4 separate regions of the Homo sapiens genome follow, and all the other regions are linked to region 3. A link is a contact called in ENCODE Hi-C or POLR2A ChIA-PET data. All regions are on one chromosome and are shown on one strand. The core of a region is the stretch at or near the end of the contact, and the rest is flanking DNA. Distances in the headings are between cores, read along the strand shown.

Evidence for each region. Hi-C counts contacts between places; a loop is a spot of excess contacts on that map. ChIA-PET counts read pairs that join two places held with the same protein, here RNA polymerase II (POLR2A). Pooled maps may share reads with other maps.
Region 1: a pooled map shows a loop between it and region 3 (2.1-fold over the local background). The contact joins two enhancer-like sites. A Hi-C loop is called at or near these places in 2 of 168 maps with a recorded cell type or tissue (IMR-90 and chondrocyte) and 5 of 50 pooled maps. POLR2A ChIA-PET finds 5 or more read pairs at or near these places in 2 of 52 experiments (MCF 10A and Panc1).
Region 2: a loop to region 3 is called in a pooled map, with 4 times the contacts of the local background. The contact joins two enhancer-like sites. A Hi-C loop is called at or near these places in 1 of 168 maps with a recorded cell type or tissue (posterior cingulate gyrus) and 3 of 50 pooled maps. POLR2A ChIA-PET finds 5 or more read pairs at or near these places in 4 of 52 experiments (BJ, MCF 10A, PC-3 and 1 more).
Region 4: a map of HCT116 shows a loop between it and region 3 (9-fold over the local background). The contact joins two enhancer-like sites. A Hi-C loop is called at or near these places in 2 of 168 maps with a recorded cell type or tissue (HCT116 and Panc1) and 4 of 50 pooled maps. POLR2A ChIA-PET finds 5 or more read pairs at or near these places in 1 of 52 experiments (K562).

The regions. Positions count from the first base shown.
Region 1 is chr7:55,132,153-55,135,238 of GRCh38, forward strand. All of the region lies in intron 1 of EGFR (epidermal growth factor receptor), which reads left to right. Among named protein-coding and RNA genes, the nearest start is that of EGFR-AS1, 55 kb to the right of the region's middle. RefSeq lists enhancers at 488-1,687, 628-1,627. Within about 2 kb of position 1,744, at least 25 of the 41 ENCODE cell types and tissues checked have a DNase peak (open chromatin) inside an H3K27ac peak, as active enhancers do; they include IMR-90 and Panc1, where a contact is called at or near this core.
Region 2 is chr7:55,085,045-55,088,276 of GRCh38, forward strand. The region is part of intron 1 of EGFR (epidermal growth factor receptor); the gene reads left to right. Among named protein-coding and RNA genes, the nearest start is that of EGFR, 68 kb to the left of the region's middle. Within about 2 kb of position 1,712, at least 17 of the 41 ENCODE cell types and tissues checked have a DNase peak (open chromatin) inside an H3K27ac peak, as active enhancers do.
Region 3 is chr7:54,931,996-54,935,182 of GRCh38, forward strand. It overlaps the pseudogene LOC643168. Among named protein-coding and RNA genes, the nearest start is that of EGFR, 85 kb to the right of the region's middle. Within about 2 kb of position 1,341, at least 23 of the 41 ENCODE cell types and tissues checked have a DNase peak (open chromatin) inside an H3K27ac peak, as active enhancers do; they include IMR-90 and Panc1, where a contact is called at or near this core.
Region 4 is chr7:54,772,360-54,775,666 of GRCh38, forward strand. The region is part of intron 1 of SEC61G-DT (SEC61G divergent transcript); the gene reads left to right. Among named protein-coding and RNA genes, the nearest start is that of SEC61G-DT, 15 kb to the left of the region's middle. RefSeq lists a silencer at 1,893-2,052. Within about 2 kb of position 1,557, at least 7 of the 41 ENCODE cell types and tissues checked have a DNase peak (open chromatin) inside an H3K27ac peak, as active enhancers do.

The sequences.
Region 1 (3,086 bases), core at 494-2,993, 200 kb after region 3:
TAAAAAACATGGGTAAAAATTGAAGAAAAATTTTAAAAGAACATTTAAACCATCTTGGGCTAGGGGTGGATATGCACCACCCCACGGAAGCCAAACAAAATCTCTCTGCAGATAAACATTTGCAAAAAGAATTTCCAATCCCAATTTTTGAGTCAGAGATCTTTTATTTCCTTGCAAATTACATATCTGTTTCAGGATTTTTGACTATAAGAAGAATGAATGAAGATGTGTTTCTTACAGATAACTATGAACAAACCAGGAAGGATAATAACTTGTATCCCCCAATTCGAATCCAGAGGATGGGAAGGCATAAAAAAAAGAAATGGAAGAAACTTTATTTTTAGTGGTAAATGGTGGGACTATGTATTTTACGTATGGTGAAGTCACCAAGCCCAACACTTGGCACTTGTAGGCAAGGTAGTCTTCTAATCTGAATGTGAAGTATTATGTTTTCATTTGCTTGGTAATGAGGAATATTGGTGCTTTCGTCCCAGTTCTCGAGCTGACTGACTTCTCTTTCTGACGTGTGTTCCTTTAGCACACCTCTACACTGCATGGCTCTGAGATGTCCTGTGACTGTTTCATGTGTAAAGTTGCCTCCCCAAAGGACTCACATATTCCTTCAGGGCAGTGAGTACTTCTGATTCATCCTTAGCAGCTACCTTCGCGCTACTTTACTAGATATGTTGTAGTTGAATTAATGAACAAAAGAACAAGCAACTTTGGTGCCTGGTGTGCATCTCAGAGCAGGGTGGAGTGAGCCTGGCCAAAGGGTCATCATGCAACCTCTGTGGCTGACTCCATCTGGCCACGGAGCTTCTCAGCCATGCTTGGTATTCACATGACTTCTAGGGCGACAGCTCAACCAGCAAATAAACAGCTTCATATGGGAAATATTACTCAGCCTTTGTCATCAAGGAGTGAGTCACGGGCCTGAACTGAATAGAAGATAGAGGAGAAAAGGTGTGTGGACTGGGTGAGACAGCGCCCAGCGAGGTGAACTCCCGGCAGCCCTGCCTGTCTTTACCTGCACATCACCTTGCTAGGGTGCCTTCGGTTGTGAGGGCCTGTCTAGGAAGAGAAGAGTTGCACCCTGGCAGGCAGCACTGAGCTGTCTCATGCAAAGCTGAGGAAGAAAGAGTGAGCTGCCCAGTGAGCCTGCTGGGGTGGTGGAGGCTGGGCTGGGCTGTGCAGTCTGCAGCCCCCAGCAGCCCTTGGCACCTTTCTACTGCCTGGTGCTCACCAGCTCTCCAGTAACAAAGAGGGACGTGAAGTCAGAGGGGAAGGGAGGTAGCACAGGGCAGTCTTGACTTTGAACAAAGAGCTGGCTTCCTGAAGTCAGCTGGCCGGGTTTTGAAGCCGATTTTCCAGCAGTGATCTTTGATGCCAACCCCATTTAGGAATTCTGTATCTCCCCCTACCTTCTACCAGATGTCTCTGAGCTCACCTTTGGTGATAATCATGCAATCTCCGTCATCCCCACGTCCACACTGCCCCATTCTGTCCCACCCCGGGTTCTGTGGTGCTGTCGGCTCCCCAGCGAGCCAGGAAGGGAGAGGCCAGCTCTGCTGGGGCTCCTGCCGCCCTGGCTCTGCACTGCCCTTCTCTGGCAGGTCTGAGGCGCCACTGGAGGAGCCACACGGCCCTGAAGCAGCAAGGCAGATGCCCTGGACACAGTGGAGGCACAGAGTGCAAGCACCGGCCTGGCCCACAGACTTTTGGAGGGGAAGTGGTATTATTCAGTTCAAAAGTATGCCTGTGTGTAAAGAGAGAGCCCCTGAACATGAGTAAGCAAAAGTCTCAGCGCAGAGATTAGACAAGTAGAATGCTGGCCCGAGAGGAGGCGTTTACTCACCCTCTGTCTAGGAAGGAAAGCCAGGCCCAGCACGCTCACTGCTATCTATCCTCTCACACAGAGGGATTTTGAATCGAAGCCAGCATCCTGTCCTTTCTCCAATGTCCCCTGCTCAGGAGTCAGGACTCAGCAAGGCCCACCCCAGCCACACACAGATACAGTTCCAGGACTCAGAACTCAGCGAGGCCCACCCCAGCCACATGCAGGTCCAGTTCCAGGATTCAGGACACAGTGAGGCCCACCCGAGCCACATCCAGGTCCAGTTCCAGGACTCAGGATTCAGTGAGGCCCACCCCAGCCACACACAGGTCCAGTTCCAGGACTCAGGACTCAGCGAGGCCCACCCCAGCCACATGCAGGTCCAGTTCCAGGATTCAGGACACAGTGAGGCCCACCCCAGCCATATCCAGGTTCAGTTCCAGGTAAATCATCTGCCTTCCTCCGTCCAAAAGCCTTGTTTCCTGTGTGTCCTTGTGTTTAAAATGGAAACGTTATGAGAAACTGCCTGCCAGGGCAAAGGGTGCTGCCCGGCACACAGTAGGGACTCAAAATGAAACTATTGTATTGAATACATAACAGATCAACGGGTATTGCTTTCTGAAATCTTTTTTAGCCCAATTTTGTTTCTTATAGTCCAATAACAGGTCAAATTCATTTCTGATTTACTAGCCATTCAGTTGCCCATAAAAAATGGAAAGTGATTTAAGATTATTAGTTTAAAAACCAATGAAGGTAAAACAGTTATCATTGAAGGCACATAGGCAGAAATAGATTGCAATAGTTGCTGCCATGTGAAGCCTCAGTGTCATGCTCCATATTTAGAGAGATCTATGATTTCTGAGGCCCTTTCATGTCCATGATCTCAGTACTGCTCACAACTGCCCTGTGAAATTCGCCGAGCTGGCCCCATGTCAATCAGAGTACACTGAGCACTGAGACCCAGCATGTTGAGATAACTGGCTAGAGATCATCCCATAATGGTACCATCACAATCTTCACACTGTAGAAGTTTGATGATGTCACTGGAAGCATATTCCACAGTCCCTTGTGAACTGGCCTTCCTGTGATCAGAAGCATCAGTGAACTCCCAAGAGGGTGGGAACTCCCAAGAGGTATTCTCACTCTACTTAGTGTATATTTTACAAATCACAAGCTTGGCTTTGGATTCTTTTAATGGCTAGAAGGAGAATCATGGGGTTGGAAGTCCACCAGTTTGGGTATTCTGTTCCCT
Region 2 (3,232 bases), core at 462-2,961, 150 kb after region 3:
CTCCTTCCCTTCCCCAGTCCTTGTCCTTCAGATGGTAATTTAGGAGCTGAAGGTCAGGGCACCAGCAGCCTTTGGAAGCCTACAGGACAACAGTCAGCCTGGCTAGAAAAAAAAACAATGTCACAGGCATGTTGTGTTTAATCACATGAAGGATATTTGCATTGTTTTCCAACTGATGCCAGCAGACACATTGTCAGTGGTATCATGCCTGGGGTATCAGAGTTGACATTGGGTTGCCCCTTCTCTGAGGCATTCATGTAAATCCTTTTAAGTTTATAAAACCTCCATGTGGCTCCTGCATGCTTCATCATTTGCATGTGTCTCTTTTTCCAGGGGAGGCAGCATGGGGAGCAGGATGCTGGTGGGCTCCAGGTGCAGAGAGCAGGGTGGGCGTCAGACCCCAGGTCCACTGTGCACGCCCTCTTGTAGAGCCCGTTCCGTTGTCCATGAGATGAGGAGTGTTCTTATCTCTAAAGTATTATCATGAAAACCTAACAATGTAGAAAGACTAAAGCACATGGGTGGTGCTTCATAAATAGTATTTCTCCCACTTTCTGAAAACTCCTGCTGAAGTAACTGCACAAGAATCCTTGAACATTTAGAATTCTGGTTTTAGCCATACCATAAAGTCAGTAGTGCGTGGTGGAATTCTGCTAACGAAAATTGCGAAGGATCAAGGCAGAGTACAGAGCTGGTGTGTAGCGGGTACCTTCTGTCTGCTGGCACTAGGTATTTTACACATTAAATCAGCTCGTTCTCACATCAGCTCTTTTAAAAATAAGGAAATGAGGAGCCACAGTGGCCCAACTGATGCAGTGGCAGAAGTAGAATTTGAGCTTGTGCAGATGTGCCTCCGTGTTTTGTCTCCTGAGCATGCTGCCCCAAGTTTGACAATACCAAGATTTGTACTGGAACATTCCCTCCCATCCCCACCCCCTAGAAGCCCCTCTTCCTCCCTTAGATTTGACACATAGTTTGAAACCACTATTAACTACCTTATGAGAGCCACTGTTTGTGAAGTGCTGACTATGTGCCAGGTCCCGTGCCGTGCAATTTTTGTGAATTATCTCGTGTCTACAGTGCCTCACAATTTCTCTGCTCAATACCTCCATGTTACTGCCGAGGAAAGGGAAGCTCAGAGAGAGTAAGTAATTTGCTCGAGTTAAAGAGCTGGCCAGGACAGCCAGGGGCTTGCACCCCGGAGCCTTCATCCACTACACTGTCAGCTGGTATCTCAACCAGCCATTACAGGCTGTAAAAAAATTATATAAGATAGTCTATGGTAATGCAGAAAAGTGAGGTTATTTTGCTCCCTTTCCCTTTGAAGAAAAAAGCCCTGGAAAGACATATCACTTGAGTATGGGAAAAAATGAAGCTGTGGCTTTTCTGTGAGTCAATTCTTTCCTGGCAGCTTCTTGGAATAAGACCAAGTATAGCAGCAGAGTTTTCTGTTTTAATTTGAGCTGCAGGGTGACTTTTTTTCTTCTATGCTTTCATCTCTCTGTGGCTTCTTTTGCCTCGTTAATTTCATGCCCTGCCCAGGCGGGCTACTGTGCTGCCCAGTCACCCGGGTCTGGGGCGGCCACCGCTGGCCAGCAGGCAGGCCCTCCAGAGGCAGAGGTGGCCACGCTTAGGTCGCTCCCGCTGTGGAGGCGGCACACTTGGGTGGCAGCACAGCTGTGATGTGGCGGCAGCTGGCAGCCCCATGGGAAAGATGTGTGAAGTGTGGGGTTTGACGACCCATGGGAGAACAGACTTTCTTCCTCTTCTTGTTTTCCCTTCAAAGCCGTGAGTCAACCTCAAATTCTCTGTCTTTTTTCTCCACCCCCTCGTGCCTCTCTCCCTCACGCTCTGCATCTCTCATTGCAAGCTTGCATTTTTTTGCACACAACACTATCTTAATATTTCTCTTTTCTGCAGGCAGGAAATGAGAAGTCATTTTTCAGGGTCATTCAGGAAGTCATCCAGAGTTATAATGGCCCATTATCTACTGGTCAGAGTTTACTTAGGCTTTCACTACTTCCACTGCCCACTTGAAACAGGGAAAAATATTTTCCCCCCGCGCTGTGAGTGTGCTATTTAGAGCTGACCACAAGCGGGGGGAAGAGAGGATGGCTCGGATGCTGCATTTCCACTGAGAACACAAGGCTGGCAAAGCTTGTCTGCTGCCCAGCAAGCACTTCAGGCTCACACCATTTTAGGTTCACTTTAAGTAGTTTCTCAATTGTTAAAAAAAAAACAAAAAAAAAAAAACCTGTACTCTGAGGATATGCTTATAATCCCATAGCTAACCCAGAATTTCTTAGAGAACTGATCAACATCAGCAGTGGCACTTACTGAAAATGCACATTCTCAGGCCCTGCGTAGGGCCTACTGAGTTAGAATATTAGAGAGCAGGTCTCAGAAACATTCTATCCGGCAGTCTTATTCTATGCACCCGAAGGGATAAGAGCCATGCTTTCATGAAACATGGGTTGTGTGTAAAATGTTTAAAAGGTATGGCAAAATGTGTTTGATTGGCACCAAGGATTTCTGGTTCCTCCTAGAATCATTAATCAAACTTTGAAGGAGAAATAAGAGAGTCGGCATTTTCTTGCACATTCTTTGTGATGTTGTGATGAGTTGGAAACTTCCCGATTGGGTTTATTAGAGCATGAACACCCAGGCACCCAGCTTCTAGCCAGCCCTGTCAGGCAGAGTCTCCTCGAAGATGTGGAAAGGACTGACCAACAGCTGAGGCCTACAGGAACCTGAGCAGGCAAGGGGAGAGGCACCCCGGAACCAGGAGCAATGGCCTTCCCACCCTCCCTCGTCCTCTCCTCTTCTCCTTTTGGAGTTGCAGGCCACAGAAAGGAAGTGACATGAGTCACTTTGGGCCTTCTTAATTCCTTCATCAAAGGCAGCACAGGTGTGTATGTGTGTTGGTGGCTAATTGAGGTAGGCCCACAGAGGAGATAACAGATGGACATACTATTTCCTTTCTTCCATTCTGATATAATTCAGGGTATAAACACACACACACACACACACACACATTCTCACTTCTTTGGCATCTACCACACCTGCCCCAGTGCCCATTTCTCTCCCACCTGAATAAAAAGCCCCCACAAAGCCTGAGGTACATGGAAAGGAGCAGTGGTCTGGCTCCCAGGAGTGTGAGAAGCAGCCATGTTTTCAGAGGCTGTATTCCACTTGGACTTGGCCCTACGCTGAAGGTAGGAGCGGATGGGGG
Region 3 (3,187 bases), core at 91-2,590:
TAAGACCTCAAACTATGAAATTACTTCAAGAAAACATTGAAGAAATTCTCCAGGATATTGGCCTGGGCAAAAATTTCTTGAGTAATATCCTACAAGCACAGACAACTAAAGCGAAAATGAACAGATGGGATCACATCAAGTTTAAAAGCTTCTGCACAGCAAAGGAAATGTCAATAAAGTGAAGAGACAACCCACGGAAGGGGAGGAAATATTTGCAAACTACCCATCTGACAAGGAGTTTATAACCAGAATATATAAGGAGCTCAAACAACCCCATAGGGAAAAAATAATAATCTGATTTAAAAATAGGCAAAAGATCTGAACAGATATTCCTTAAAAGAAGACATGTAAATGGAAGCAGGCACATGAAAAGGAGATGAACATCATTGATCAACAGAGAAATGCAAATCAAAACCACAATGAGATATCATCTCACTCCAGTTAAAATGGCTTTAATCCAAAAGATGGGCAATAACAAATGCTCATGAGGATGTGGAAAAAGGGAATCCTCATACACTGTTGATGAGAATGTAAATTATTACAGTCACTGTGGAGAACAGTTTGGAGGTTCCTCAAAATACTCAAAATAGAGCCACCATATAACCCAGCAATCTCACTGCTTGGTATATACCCAAAAGAAAGGAAATCAGTGTATGGAAGAGATATCTGCACTTCCGTGTTCATTGCAGCACTGTTCACAATAGCTGAGATTTGAAAGCAACCTAAGTGTCCATCAACAGACAAATGGATAAAGAAAATATGGTACATATACGCAATGGGGTACTATGCAGACATAAAAAGAATGAGATCTTGTCATTTACAACGGCATAGGTGGAACTGGAGGTCATTATGTTAGGTGAAATAAGTCAGACTTGGAAAGTCAAATTTCGCATGTTCTCATTTATTTGTGGGTGCTAAATATCAAAGCAATTGAACTCATGCAGATAGAGAGTAGAAGGATGATTACCAGAGGCTAGGAAGGGTAGTGGGGGGGTGAAGGAGGGAAGTGAGGATGGTTAATAGGTACAAAACATACATATACATACATACATACATACATACATACATACATACATACATACATACATATATATATAATTAGAATGAATAAGACAGAATTTGATAGCTCAACAGGGTGACTATAGTCAATAATACTTTAATTGTACATTAAAAATTAACTTAGGTCAGCGCGAGGGAGCCCGGGTGGCCGCCATTACTGAGCCTGGCGCTGCGGCTGGCGCTGGGAGAGCGGGGAGGGACGGGGCCGCAGCTGGTGGCAGAGAGGGAGGGAGGGTGGGTGAGCAGGCTGCGGGGGCCGTGGGGCTCAGGGTTTCCGGGCGTGTGTGTCGGGGAGGGCGGAGGGAGGTGCCTGAAGGGACGCGCCGCTCGGTGAGCGCGCCGGGGGAGAGGCGAGCAGAGAGTGGAGGAGGAGGCGGCGGCGGGAGCGCTACCCAGGAATGTTGCTGCCGCAGCCACAGCCAGGGCCGCTGTGGTTGAGGAGGAGACAGAGGAGACCGACGTTGTTAGGAAAATGATCTCTATGATCTTGAAGATGTTTCTGCACAGAAATGAGGGAAATACAAAGAACCAAATACAGTTCTGAAACTTGGGATCTGTATTTTCAGATGATTTTATTTTCAGAATGAGAAGCATATCTGGTTTCATATCTACATTTATGAATGTAGAGGCATGAGAAGAGAGTTATGATGGCAAAAAACAAAGAGCCTTGTCCCCCATCCTATACTATCAGTGTAGTTGGACTCTCTGGGACTGAAAAAGACAAAGGTAACTGTGGAGTTGGAAAGTCTTGTTTGTGCAATAGATTTGCACGCTCAAAAGCAGATAAATATTATCCAGAGCATACTTCTGTGCTTAGCACCATTGACTTTGGAGGACGAGTCGTAAACAGTGATCACTTTTTGTACTACTGGGGTGACATAACACAAAATGGTGAAGTTGGAGTAGAATGCAAAATTCATGTCATTTAACAGTTCATTGATGACCAGACATTCTTGCCTCATCGGAGTATGAATTTGCAACCATATATAAAACGTGCAGCTGCATCTAGATTGCAGTCAGCAGAAAAACTAATGTACATTTGCACTGATCAACTAGGCTTAGAACAAGACTTTGAACAGAAGCAAATGCCTGAAGGGAAGCTCAATGTAGATGGATTTTTATTATGCATTGATGTAAGTCAGGGATGCAATAGGAAATTTGATGATCAACTTAAATTTGTGAATAACCTTTTTGTCCAGTTATCAAAATCAAAAATACCTGTAATAATAGCGGCAACTAAATGTGATGAATGCGTGGATCATTATCTTAGAGAAGTTCAGGCATTTGCTTCAAACAAAAAGAAGCTTCTTGTAGTGGAAACATCAGCAGGATTTAATGTCAACATTGAAACGTGTTTCACTGCACTGGTACAAATGTTGGATAAAACTCGTAGCAAGCCTAAAATTATTCCCTATTTGGATGCTTATAAAACACAGAGACAACTTGTCACAGCAACAGATAAGTTTGAAAACTTGTGCAGACCGTGAGAGATTATCATGCAACTTGGAAAACTGTTAGTAATAAATTTAAAAAATCATCCTGATTATGAAGAATACATCAACTTAGAGGGAACAAGAAAGGCCAGAAATACATTCTCAAAACATATACAACAACTTAAACAGGAACCTATAAGAAAAAGGAGAGAAGAGTATATAAATACTTTACCAAGAAGAGTTTTTAACACTCTTGCCAAGTCTAGAAGAGATTGAACATTTGAATTGGTCAGAAGCTTTGAAGTTAATGGAAAAGAGAATAGATTTCCAGTTATGTTTTGTGGTGCTAGAAAAAACACCTTGGGATGAAACTGACCATATAGACAAAATTAATGACAGGCAGATTCCATTTGACCTCCTGAGCACTTTAGAAGCTGAAAAAGTCTGTCAGAACCATGTACAACATCCAATATCCGAGAAGAGGAGGGTAGAAATGAAGGAAAAATTCAAAAAGACTTTGGAAAAAATTCAAGTCATTTCACCTGGACAGCCATGGGAGGAAGTTATGTGCTTTGTTATGGAGGATGAAGCCTTCAAGTATATCACTGAGGCTGATAGCAAAGAGGCATATGGTAGGCATCAGTGATAAATAGTTGAAAATCCAAAGAAAAGTTTCAAGAAATGCTTTTTGAGCA
Region 4 (3,307 bases), core at 307-2,806, 160 kb before region 3:
ATTATAGGCGTGAGCCACTGCGCCCGGCCCACAAATCTGTAACTTTAAAAAATGATAAATTAGACTATCAAAATTTAAAATGTTTGCTCCCCAAAGGATACTATTAATAATATAAAAAGGCAGGTCACAAACTAGGAAAAAAATAACGATATATATATGTGACAAGATACTTTTATAGAGCATCATATATAAAGAAATCTTATGATTCAATAATTAGAAGATAAATAACCCAATTTTATAAAGTGAGAGAAGCAAATGAATTAAACAGACTTTAACCAAAGAATATATACAAATAGCCAATAGCCACATGCAAAGATGCTCAGCATTATTAGTTAGCAGGAAAATGCAAATTAAACTCATCATGAGTCACCTCCACACACCCATTAGAATCAATGTTCAAAAGGATGATCATACCAGATATTGACAAGGACATGGCTCAGCCAGAGCTCTCACTGATTGCCGTGGGAATAGAAAATGGTGTAACTGGCCAGGCGCGGTGGCTCACACCTGTAATCCCAGCACTTTCGGAGGCCGAGGCAGGTGGATCACTTGAGGTCAGGAGTTCAAGATGAGCCTGGCTAACATGATGAAACCCTGTCTCTACCAAAAATACAAAAATTAGCCAGGTGTGGTGGCAGTCACCTGCAATCCCAGCTACTCGGAAGGCTGAGGCAGGAGAATTGCTTGAACCTGGGAGGTGGAGGTTGCAGTGAGGTGAGATCGTGCCACTGCACTCCAGCCTGGGCAACAGAGCAAGACTCCGTCTCAAAAAAAAAAAAAAGAAAAAAAGAAAAAAGAAAATGGTATAACTATTCTAGGAAATACTTTGGCTGTTTTTTTATAGTTAAATATCTACTTACTCTACCAGTAATTTGCTTCTAGGTATTTACCAAGAGAAATGAGAACATTTGTACACATTTGTTACACACATTTGCTCATAGCAATCTTAATAGTCAAAAACTGGAAGCAAGCCAGGTGCCCATCAACAGGAGACTGGGTCAATAAATTGGGGTATATTCATACAAGAGAATAGTACTGAGAAGGAAAAATGAATAAGATACTGTTAGATTTAACAAAATGAATAGATCTCAAAAGTGTTATGTTAAATGGAAAAAGCAAGTATTTACACAGACACAAAAGAGTACATGCTATATAATTCCTTTTAGATGAAATTCTTAAAAGTCAGAACGGACATAAAGCAGATCAGTGGTTGCCTGGACAAGAGCTGGGGTGAGCTTGCCTGTAAATAGGTACAAGGGTACTTTGGGAGGTGATGGAAATCTACATGTTGTGTTGAGGTTGACTGGGTGTATACATTCGCCAAAACCCCTTGAACTGATATAAAGGTGCAGTTTATTGAATATAAACTACACCTCCATGCAGTTTTTTAAGAAGAGTTTATGTGTATTTTCTCCTGTTTGAGCTTTGAAAGAACATTCCAAAGCTCCTAAATGCTTTGGAATCCCAAAGCTCCAAAAATGTTTTCTATTAGAAAACATTTAGAAGTGCTCAAAGTAGCAAAAGATTTGCCTAGTTTTATCGGAAGTATGGAGAAAAGACACAAGATGGCGGTGTTACTCAGAGAAAGCAAAAGTGTATGGCGTCTTTCTCAATAAAGTCTCATTTCACCTGGCAGTTCTTCACGTCATTGACACGATTGTCCTCAGTACTTTCTTCTCCAGGTGCTTATGGGAGTCTTCTCTAATATACTTAATTACTGTCTACACTCAATAACTACGTCACGGATCCTTTAAACATCTCAAGAGCTTTTGTTTTTCTGTTGTTGTTGCAAATAAAAGTGAAAAATGTAAATAGTTTGCAATCCAGTAATCTATTTCGTTATTAGGGAGACTCATGTCTACTGCGGTTTGTTACTCCATAATGGAAGCCCCTGAGAAGTCGCCTTACCTCTGGGAAGAGCGCTTTGCTTCCCAGAGAATCTGATTCGCATTTCAGGCAGTCAGCCACTGGAGGGCAGTGCAGAAGCGTGAATGCCCTCACCTGCTCGGAGGCGGGAAACCCTGCAGCAACTGCGTCTTCTAAGGGAGCCTAGGACCAGGTTATTAGCAGAGGGGAAAAGAAAATGAATCCATTCTGGAAACCATCCGTTTGATTCAGAATGTTTTGTGTAAGACAGTATTTCTTGGGCCAGGCACAGTGGCTCACGCCTGTAATCCCAGCACTTTGGGAGGCCCAGGCGAGCAGATCACTTGAGGTGAGGAGTTCAAGACCAGCCTTGCCAACGTGGTGAAACCCCTTCTCTACTAAAAATACAAAAATTAGCTGGGTGTGGTGGCATGTGCCTGTAATCCCAGCTACCCAGGAAGCTGAGGTAAGAGAATCGCTGGAACCCGGGAGGTGGAGGCTGCAGTGAGCCGAGATCATGCCACTGCACTCCAGCCTGGGCGACAGAGCAAGACTGTCTTTAAAAAAAAAAAAAAAAAAAAATTATTTCTTGGTAATTACAAAGTTGTGTCCATCAGACGAACTCTAGAACTCTACAGATAACTGTGGACTCTAGCCTCCATGTACAGAGCAGCTAAGTGCAGACTGGAGAGAGGGCAGGCAGGGGCCGGCCGAGGGCGGGGTCCTACAGGAGGAGGAGGTGCCGGTGAACCTCCCATTTCCACGACTTGTACTCTTGGGGCAGCCCCTGGTCTGTGCCACGTGGATGGTGAAAGCTCACATGGAGAACATCCCACTGCCTTGAAGAACCAGAGGACAAAGTTTAGGACAACCGCAGTCACTGGCTGGGGGGCGGTGTGGGGCAGGGATCGGGGACTGACAAACAGAAGAGCCGGGAGACAGGGAACCTCAGACCATGAGTAAAGGCTAACTTCCTAGCTGGGCCATGCATGGACCTGACAAGCTTCCCTCGCTAAGGCCCAACCCTGCAGCCCTGATGGCCCTGCTGCCCCACCCAGGTTCCACGCACTGTGGGGAGATAAGCGGAAGCTGGAAGAGGGAAACCCTGGGCTTACAGCCTGGTTCTGCTCCCAACCACTACTGCTAATGTCTTGAGCTTGTTACCAAAGCTCCCTGAGCTTTAGTTTGTTTTCCAGAGAAAAGATGAAACCAGACCTCTCTCCTAGGGCTGCTTTTGAGGACTACCAGGGATAATGTGTGCAAAGCGCCTGACACAGAGGGCTTCACTCTGTCATTAATTTGCTTCCCACCTCTTGTTTGTGGTTTCCCTGGAATCTTGTGACTAACTCCTGTTGCAGGAAGTCAGGGACCCCAAACGGAGGGACCGGCTGAAGCCATGGCAGAAGAACGTGGATTGTGAAGATTTCATGGACACTTATCA